Regions from separate parts of the Mus musculus genome. Here region 1 is linked to region 2. Evidence: chromatin contacts called from ENCODE Hi-C or POLR2A ChIA-PET data. All regions are on one chromosome and are shown on one strand. The core of a region is the stretch at or near the end of the contact, and the rest is flanking DNA. Distances in the headings are between cores, read along the strand shown.

The links. A loop is a pair of places that touch in the nucleus more often than their neighbours do. ChIA-PET counts read pairs that join two places held with the same protein, here RNA polymerase II (POLR2A).
Region 1: a map of left cerebral cortex shows a loop between it and region 2 (9-fold over the local background). The contact joins the promoter of Pik3ip1 here to the promoter of Patz1 in region 2. A Hi-C loop is called at or near these places in 18 of 37 maps with a recorded cell type or tissue (T-helper 1 cell, T-helper 17 cell, T-helper 2 cell and 6 more). POLR2A ChIA-PET finds 5 or more read pairs at or near these places in 4 of 5 experiments (Patski and embryonic stem cell).

The regions. Positions count from the first base shown.
Region 1 is chr11:3,329,409-3,332,696 of GRCm38, forward strand. Pik3ip1 (phosphoinositide-3-kinase interacting protein 1) reads left to right here and starts at 1,323. Exons shown (of 6, transcript NM_178149.4): 1 at 1,323-1,596; 2 at 2,507-2,623; 3 at 2,701-2,820. The coding sequence starts at 1,527. Gm12592 (predicted gene 12592) reads right to left here and starts at 1,782. Exons shown (of 2, transcript NR_165248.1): 1 at 1,506-1,782.
Region 2 is chr11:3,288,610-3,291,790 of GRCm38, forward strand. Patz1 (POZ (BTB) and AT hook containing zinc finger 1) reads left to right here and starts at 1,848. Exons shown (of 4, transcript NM_019574.3): 1 at 1,848-3,181. The coding sequence starts at 2,005.

The DNA of each region.
Region 1 (3,288 bases), core at 73-2,572, 40 kb after region 2:
TATACACACCACATGCACACCCCCCCACCCCTCCCCAACCCCACCCCCACACGCACACACACGCACTCTTTGGGGGGCGGTGTTTATATGTGTGTTTTGCCAGCATATGTGTATGTGCATGACTGAGTATCAGAGGAGGGAGTCCATATTCTGGATCTGGACACAGATGGCCTTATGCTAAGTGCTGGGAACTGAACTAAGTGCTCCGCAAGAGCAACAAGTGCTCGTAACTAATGAGCCACCTCCCCAGTCCGGACAATGGTTTTAAAAGGCATGTCAGGTGGTTTGGGGACATGGTTCAGAGACTAGGAGTACTTGCTGCTCTTCAAGAAGAGCTGACCCGAGTTCCACTGCCTACTTCAGCTACCTCCCATGGTCGACAACTGCCTATAACCCCAGTTCTTGAGGCCCTGAAGTTTTCCTATGGCCTGAGTACAGACACAGATAAACCCACAAATAAAAATAACCCTTTTCTTCTTAAAAGACACATCAGGGTTCAATCACTTCTCATAGTTAGAATCACATTAGCTTTCCACTATGATAAAGTCTATAAAACTTACTTCATAGTGTTATTTTTTTCCTCCCTACATTGTGGCAAGATCAAAACAGAGTTTCTATTCTTGGATTTGCCCCAGTCACAAGGTAGTCTTGGCAAACCACCCTGTTCTCTCAGTTTACTGAGGCTGCTTGGGAACTTCAACTGCCAGCCAAATAGAAACTCCAAAAGCCCTAAGTTATGTGGATGTGGTTTAACTGTAGACACAAATTATTGCAACTAGATTTCCTATATACTGCTTGAGGGGAGTTGGAAGGAAGACATTTTACTTCTGGGCTGGTAAAAAGGGTGGACTTTACAATATAGCTAAAGGAATTCAATGTTTGTGTAACATGTATTTTCAGCTAATGATACCCTTTCTGTGTTCCTACTATATATGGATAACCCAAACCTCAAATGTTAGTAAAGGAATGTGACTGAACTGGCCCTAGCAAAGTACAATTTAAATATATTGCTTCCAGACAGATAATTCTTAGTTGTGCTGTCTATGTGGTCTTAAATTCTTCCTGCTTCTGCAATCAGCATCCGCTCTTACAACTGTGTAGTGCTTTTGGGGCTCCTAATCCACCCCACTCCACGATGCCTTCTGACACAGTGACTCTGTACTCACACTGGTGGAAAAGGAAGAAAAGCCCTGGGCATGCAGTTGTGCAGGTCTCACGCGGAGCTGCTGCTAAGCAAAACCTCTCTGCCACTCTCGGCTTGGCTGAGTTCCTCTCTTGGCTCAGGGTTAGTGATCTGGTAAGGTCTAGGAGGCTTAGGACCCAGGGGGCGCCTTTCAGCTGAAAAACACCTCGGCTGCAGCAAGCTAGCTGGGAAGCTCCCAGTTCTAAAGAGAGGCTGTTTACCAGAAGAGCATAACAGGGGCCGGCCAGTCTGACTGCAAGGAGACAAAACTGCTGCCAAGGAGGACCCCCCCCCCCCATTTGGACACTGGCTGTTGAGTCACCTGCGAGCCGAAGAGACGAGGATGCTGTTGGCTTGGGTACACACATTTCTTCTCAGCAACATGCTTCTGGCAGAAGCCTATGGATCTGGAGGTGAGATTACGTTTTCTCCCCCTTTCTGCAGCAACTTAAATGAAACAGATTCCCCAAACGTGGTCAGGCCGACAGGGAAGGAAGGTTTTGGCTGCTTTTCTCGTTATCCTACGAAAGCATTCTTCTCTCCTCTCTCCTTCCTTGCCAGAGGCTTGCAGCTCCATCTTTGCCATTAAGAACAAAGACAAGTAGTCACTTTCTCTTTCCCTTTCCTTTCACACGAGTGGATGGAGTGGAATTCGTCTCTTCTACTCCCCAGAGTCTTACCCTTTTAAAGTCCGTTTGCTTTGTGTGGCAGGCGCACGAACCTCCCCTCTCCAGCCTCCTCCCGTGGCTCTCTGCTGAGGGGAGTGGGAGCTTAAGAGATGAGGCAGAGACCCTCAGCTGGGGTCTCTATTGGATCTTTTGCTTCCCTGAATCAAAGGCTTTTGTGGAATTCTCTTGGGAGCTGGCGGTGTCTGTTAAACTAGCAGAAAGTGGCTGTATTCGTAGAGAAGGGAACACCAGTTTATATAACATTGACTTCTCAACACTGGGATGACTTCCATGTCTGACTGCCCAGAACCAAACTCACCATCTCCACAGAAAGACCTTAGGGAGAAAGACCTTCTTGTACCTTCAAAGTGGTCCCAAGTCCAAGAATAACAACCCTTTGCAGTTGTGCAGCGATCTTAAGCTTTTTTAAAAGGAAGGAAGGAAGGAAGGAAGGAAGGAAGGAAGGAAGGAAGGAAGGAAGGAAGGAAGGAAGGGAAGGGAAGGGAAGGGAAGGGAAGGAAGAAGAAAGCTAAATCGAGTGTTGTGTGTGGACCAAACGCCGCCAGGGGCGTGACACTCTGAGGTACACAGGGCTTTCTCCCGCGGGGCCAGAGAAACGCACTAAGAGTCTCGGGCGGGTTCCTCTTCCTCATAGGCTGCTTCTGGGACAACGGCCACCTGTACCGGGAGGACCAGCCCTCGCCCGCGCCGGGTCTCCGCTGCCTCAACTGGTTGGCCGCGCAAGGCAGCCGCGAGTCGCTCACCGAGCCCAGTGAGTGTCCGCCGGGGAGGCGGGCGGGGTTGGTGGGCGGCGGCCGCGGCCCTTGACTCCTCTTCTCCCCACCTCAGGCCCGGGCAACCACAACTACTGCCGGAACCCGGACCAGGACCCGCGCGGGCCCTGGTGCTACATCAGCAGCGAGACCGGCGTCCCTGAAAAGCGGCCCTGCGAGGACGTGAGTTGCCCAGGTACTCGCCCTGGGACCACGGGTAAGGGACTCCAGCCCTGTGCGCCGAGCAGCGCTGCAGCGGTTACACCCGCCGCGCACGTGCGGCCGCTCGACGCCCGTCCCGCCCCGTCCCCACCCCCGCGCCGTCCGATTGGCCAGAGCTATCTCCAGGCAGCGGAGCTCAAAGCCCATTGGCCGCCGCAGCATTCGGAGTGAGCTCATCCTCTGCGAGCGCTTGTAAACAACGGTGGGAGGCAGCTTGCCTGCCTGTTCCGCCAAGCGCCCCGCCAGCCTTTACTGTGTAGCGGATGCTGTGAGCCAGGCCCCATGCTCACAGTCCCCGGGGAGAAGCTGTGTGAGGGCTCTGAGTCACCCAGAAGTTTGACCACCTGCCAAAGGCAATGGGTGTGTTCTGATTTGAATTCAAAGCTTTTAGACTTCAGAAAACTAAAATAGTTCTCTAGGATTAGATGAGGTGGTCAAGGTT
Region 2 (3,181 bases), core at 598-3,097:
CCCAAGCCGAGATGAAAGCTGGTCCCGTTCATTTGCATGGTAATACCCAGAATGCTTTTCCACACACACCGCTACATTTAATGGAAGCGCTCAGTTTGGAGCCGTGCAAAGTTTGGAATACGTGCTTCGCTCCTCTCGCAACTGTGGGAACTTCGCGCCAGTACACGTGCTTTGCCTACAGTCTCTGATACCAATAGCTCAGCGACAGCCCAAGCAGACGAACCTGTGTGCAACCCTCGCCTAATAGCATCCTCAGGCGTCTTAGGGACAATGCGCTCTAGCCTGGCCGCACGGTCCGTGGTCAAAGTGGCCGGCATTTTGCCGGGCGGCAAGGGCTAATAAGCAAGCTTCTGGCTTGGGGAAGATCGAGGGGGCTTCTTGATCTCTGGATTCCCTAGTTTTCTTACAAAACTGCTGGGACATGCAGGGGTCGTTGATTTTGTCCATCGCCATCATACTGTCCCTTCTCTGAGCTGGCTTGTGACTTCACGCTCCCTGGGGCACAAAGCCCAAGTAGCTGTGGGTGGGGAAAACGACCTATCTCTAGTTATCCAGGCGTGCCGGGCATTTGCCTCGGTCAGTGTGAGGCAGGCAGAAGGTTCCGCCTGCGTCGGATCGGGATCCCGTCTCCTTCCTAGGGCAGCAGAGCGGGAGGTCTCAGCCGACTTCTAGGGATTTCGGCCATCAAAGGAGAACTAGGCAGGGTGCTGATGCCCGTCCGACCTGCGGGTGCGCAAGGTAGGCTGGGGGGCTCAGATCCACAGGCTCTGGCTGCCCATCCCGCACGCTCGCCTACACTCTGGGCGGGCAGCGGAGGGGCGGCTGTAGCTGGTTTGCTGGCTCGGCGCTCAGATCGTATTGGCCGGGGTCGGGGGGGGGGTGGTGGTGTGTGGGGGGTGGTTGAGGCTGCAGCCCCGGGCCCCGCGGGCGGGGTGGGGAGGCGGAGGATCAGGCTGCGCTAGCATTGGCGGAGCTGGGGAGTGGGGGCAGGAAGCGAGCGGAGCGGAGCTGCAGGGGGGGGGGTTGTATAAATAGGGAATGGGGGACGTGCATCCTCCGCTGGGTGAGGGGGGGGGGCGTTCGGCACAAAGAAAGTGGAAAGTTTGCAGCGCTAGGCGGCCCAAGCTAGGGAGCCGGATGCGCACGTGCTGAGTCGGGGCGACCGAGACCCCCCACGCCGAGCTCGCTGCTTTTTTTTCTTTCTGCAAGCTGGGGGGGGGGGTGTTGTTGGTATCGCCCCCTCCTTCTCCTCCCCCCAGGGGTGAAAGTGCAAGAGGAAGTGCAGCCGCTGCCATCTTTCCTCCGTTCCGAACGCACGGAGCCTGGGGCCGCAGCGCCGCCGCCACTCGTGCCTGGCTTGGGAAAGGGCCCACCCTGCTACTGCCACCCGCTCGCTTCGGCCGCCGCCTTCGCCGGGCTCCAAGACTCGGCCTACGCCACCGCCCCTGTGCGCGCGGACCGCCGCCTTCGCCTTCGCCTTTTGTTTCCTTTGCTCCGGCGCCCCCACCCCGGCTCGCGCTTTGCAGGGGACGCAGCGCGCGCCCCCAGTGGGCCCGGGAAAAGCCTCGGAGCGCGCGCTTGCGCTTGCGCGGCGGACCCCTCCTCCTCCCCGCGCGCGCGCGCGCGCCTTTTGGCCGCGCGCCGGCGCCGCCTGGCGGGCGGGAGGGGAGGTGGCAGCTGCGTTTGCAGGAGGGGCGCACCTCTTCGCTCGTTTACCCCTGGAAGGTAGACCTAGAGAGGGAGGCGGGCAGGCGGAGAGGGAGTGCTACGCGGGTCCGGCGGAGGTTAAGGGCGGCAATGTGGGGGGCAGTGCCCCGCTGGGTCTAGCCCTTTTTATTAGAGCAGGGGGCGTGTGCGCTGGGCGCACCTGAGAGTACTACCGAGCCCTGGGCCGCACGTGCGGGGAGTGTGAGTGGTCCGCTGCAAAAGGCGTCTCGCTGCCTAAGGGAAGGGACCAGGGACTGGCGGGTGCCCGGCCCGGCGAGTGGGGAAGGGGCAGCGACCATGGAGCGGGTCAACGACGCTTCTTGCGGTCCGTCGGGCTGCTACACCTACCAGGTGAGCAGACACAGTACGGAGATGCTGCACAACCTGAACCAACAACGCAAAAACGGCGGGCGCTTTTGCGACGTGCTCCTACGAGTAGGCGACGAGAGCTTCCCAGCGCACCGCGCCGTACTGGCTGCCTGCAGCGAGTACTTTGAGTCTGTGTTCAGCGCCCAGTTAGGCGACGGCGGAGCTGCAGATGGTGGTCCTGCTGATGTGGGAGGCGCGGCGGCGGCTCCAGGCGGCGGAGCTGGAGGCAGCCGCGAACTGGAGATGCACACCATCAGTTCCAAAGTGTTCGGAGACATCCTGGACTTCGCTTATACGTCCCGAATCGTTGTGCGCCTAGAGAGCTTCCCCGAGCTCATGACGGCCGCCAAGTTCCTGCTGATGAGGTCGGTCATCGAGATCTGCCAGGAAGTAATCAAACAGTCCAACGTGCAGATCCTCGTGCCCCCTGCCCGGGCTGATATCATGCTCTTTCGCCCACCTGGGACTTCTGACTTGGGCTTCCCTTTGGACATGACCAACGGGGCAGCCATGGCAGCCAACAGTAACGGTATTGCTGGCAGTATGCAGCCCGAGGAGGAGGCTGCCAGGGCCACAGGTGCTGCTATTGCGGGCCAAGCTTCTCTGCCTGTGTTACCCGGGGTGGACAGATTGCCCATGGTGGCTGGACCCCTATCCCCCCAACTACTGACTTCTCCGTTCCCTAATGTGGCATCCAGTGCACCTCCACTAACTAGCAAGCGAGGCCGGGGACGCCCCAGGAAGGCCAACCTGCTGGACTCCATGTTTGGGTCTCCAGGGGGCTTGAGGGAAGCAGGCATCCTTCCATGTGGCCTGTGCGGGAAGGTGTTCACTGACGCCAACCGGCTCCGGCAACATGAGGCCCAGCACGGCGTCACAAGCCTCCAGTTGGGCTATATCGATCTTCCTCCTCCAAGGCTGGGTGAGAATGGGTTACCCATCTCCGAGGACCCCGATGGCCCCAGAAAAAGGAGCCGGACCAGGAAGCAAGTGGCTTGTGAGATCTGTGGCAAGATCTTTCGTGACGTATACCATCTCAACCGGCATAAGCTTTCCCACTCGGGGGAGAAGCCGTACTCGTGCCCGGTGTGTGGTCTGCGGTTCA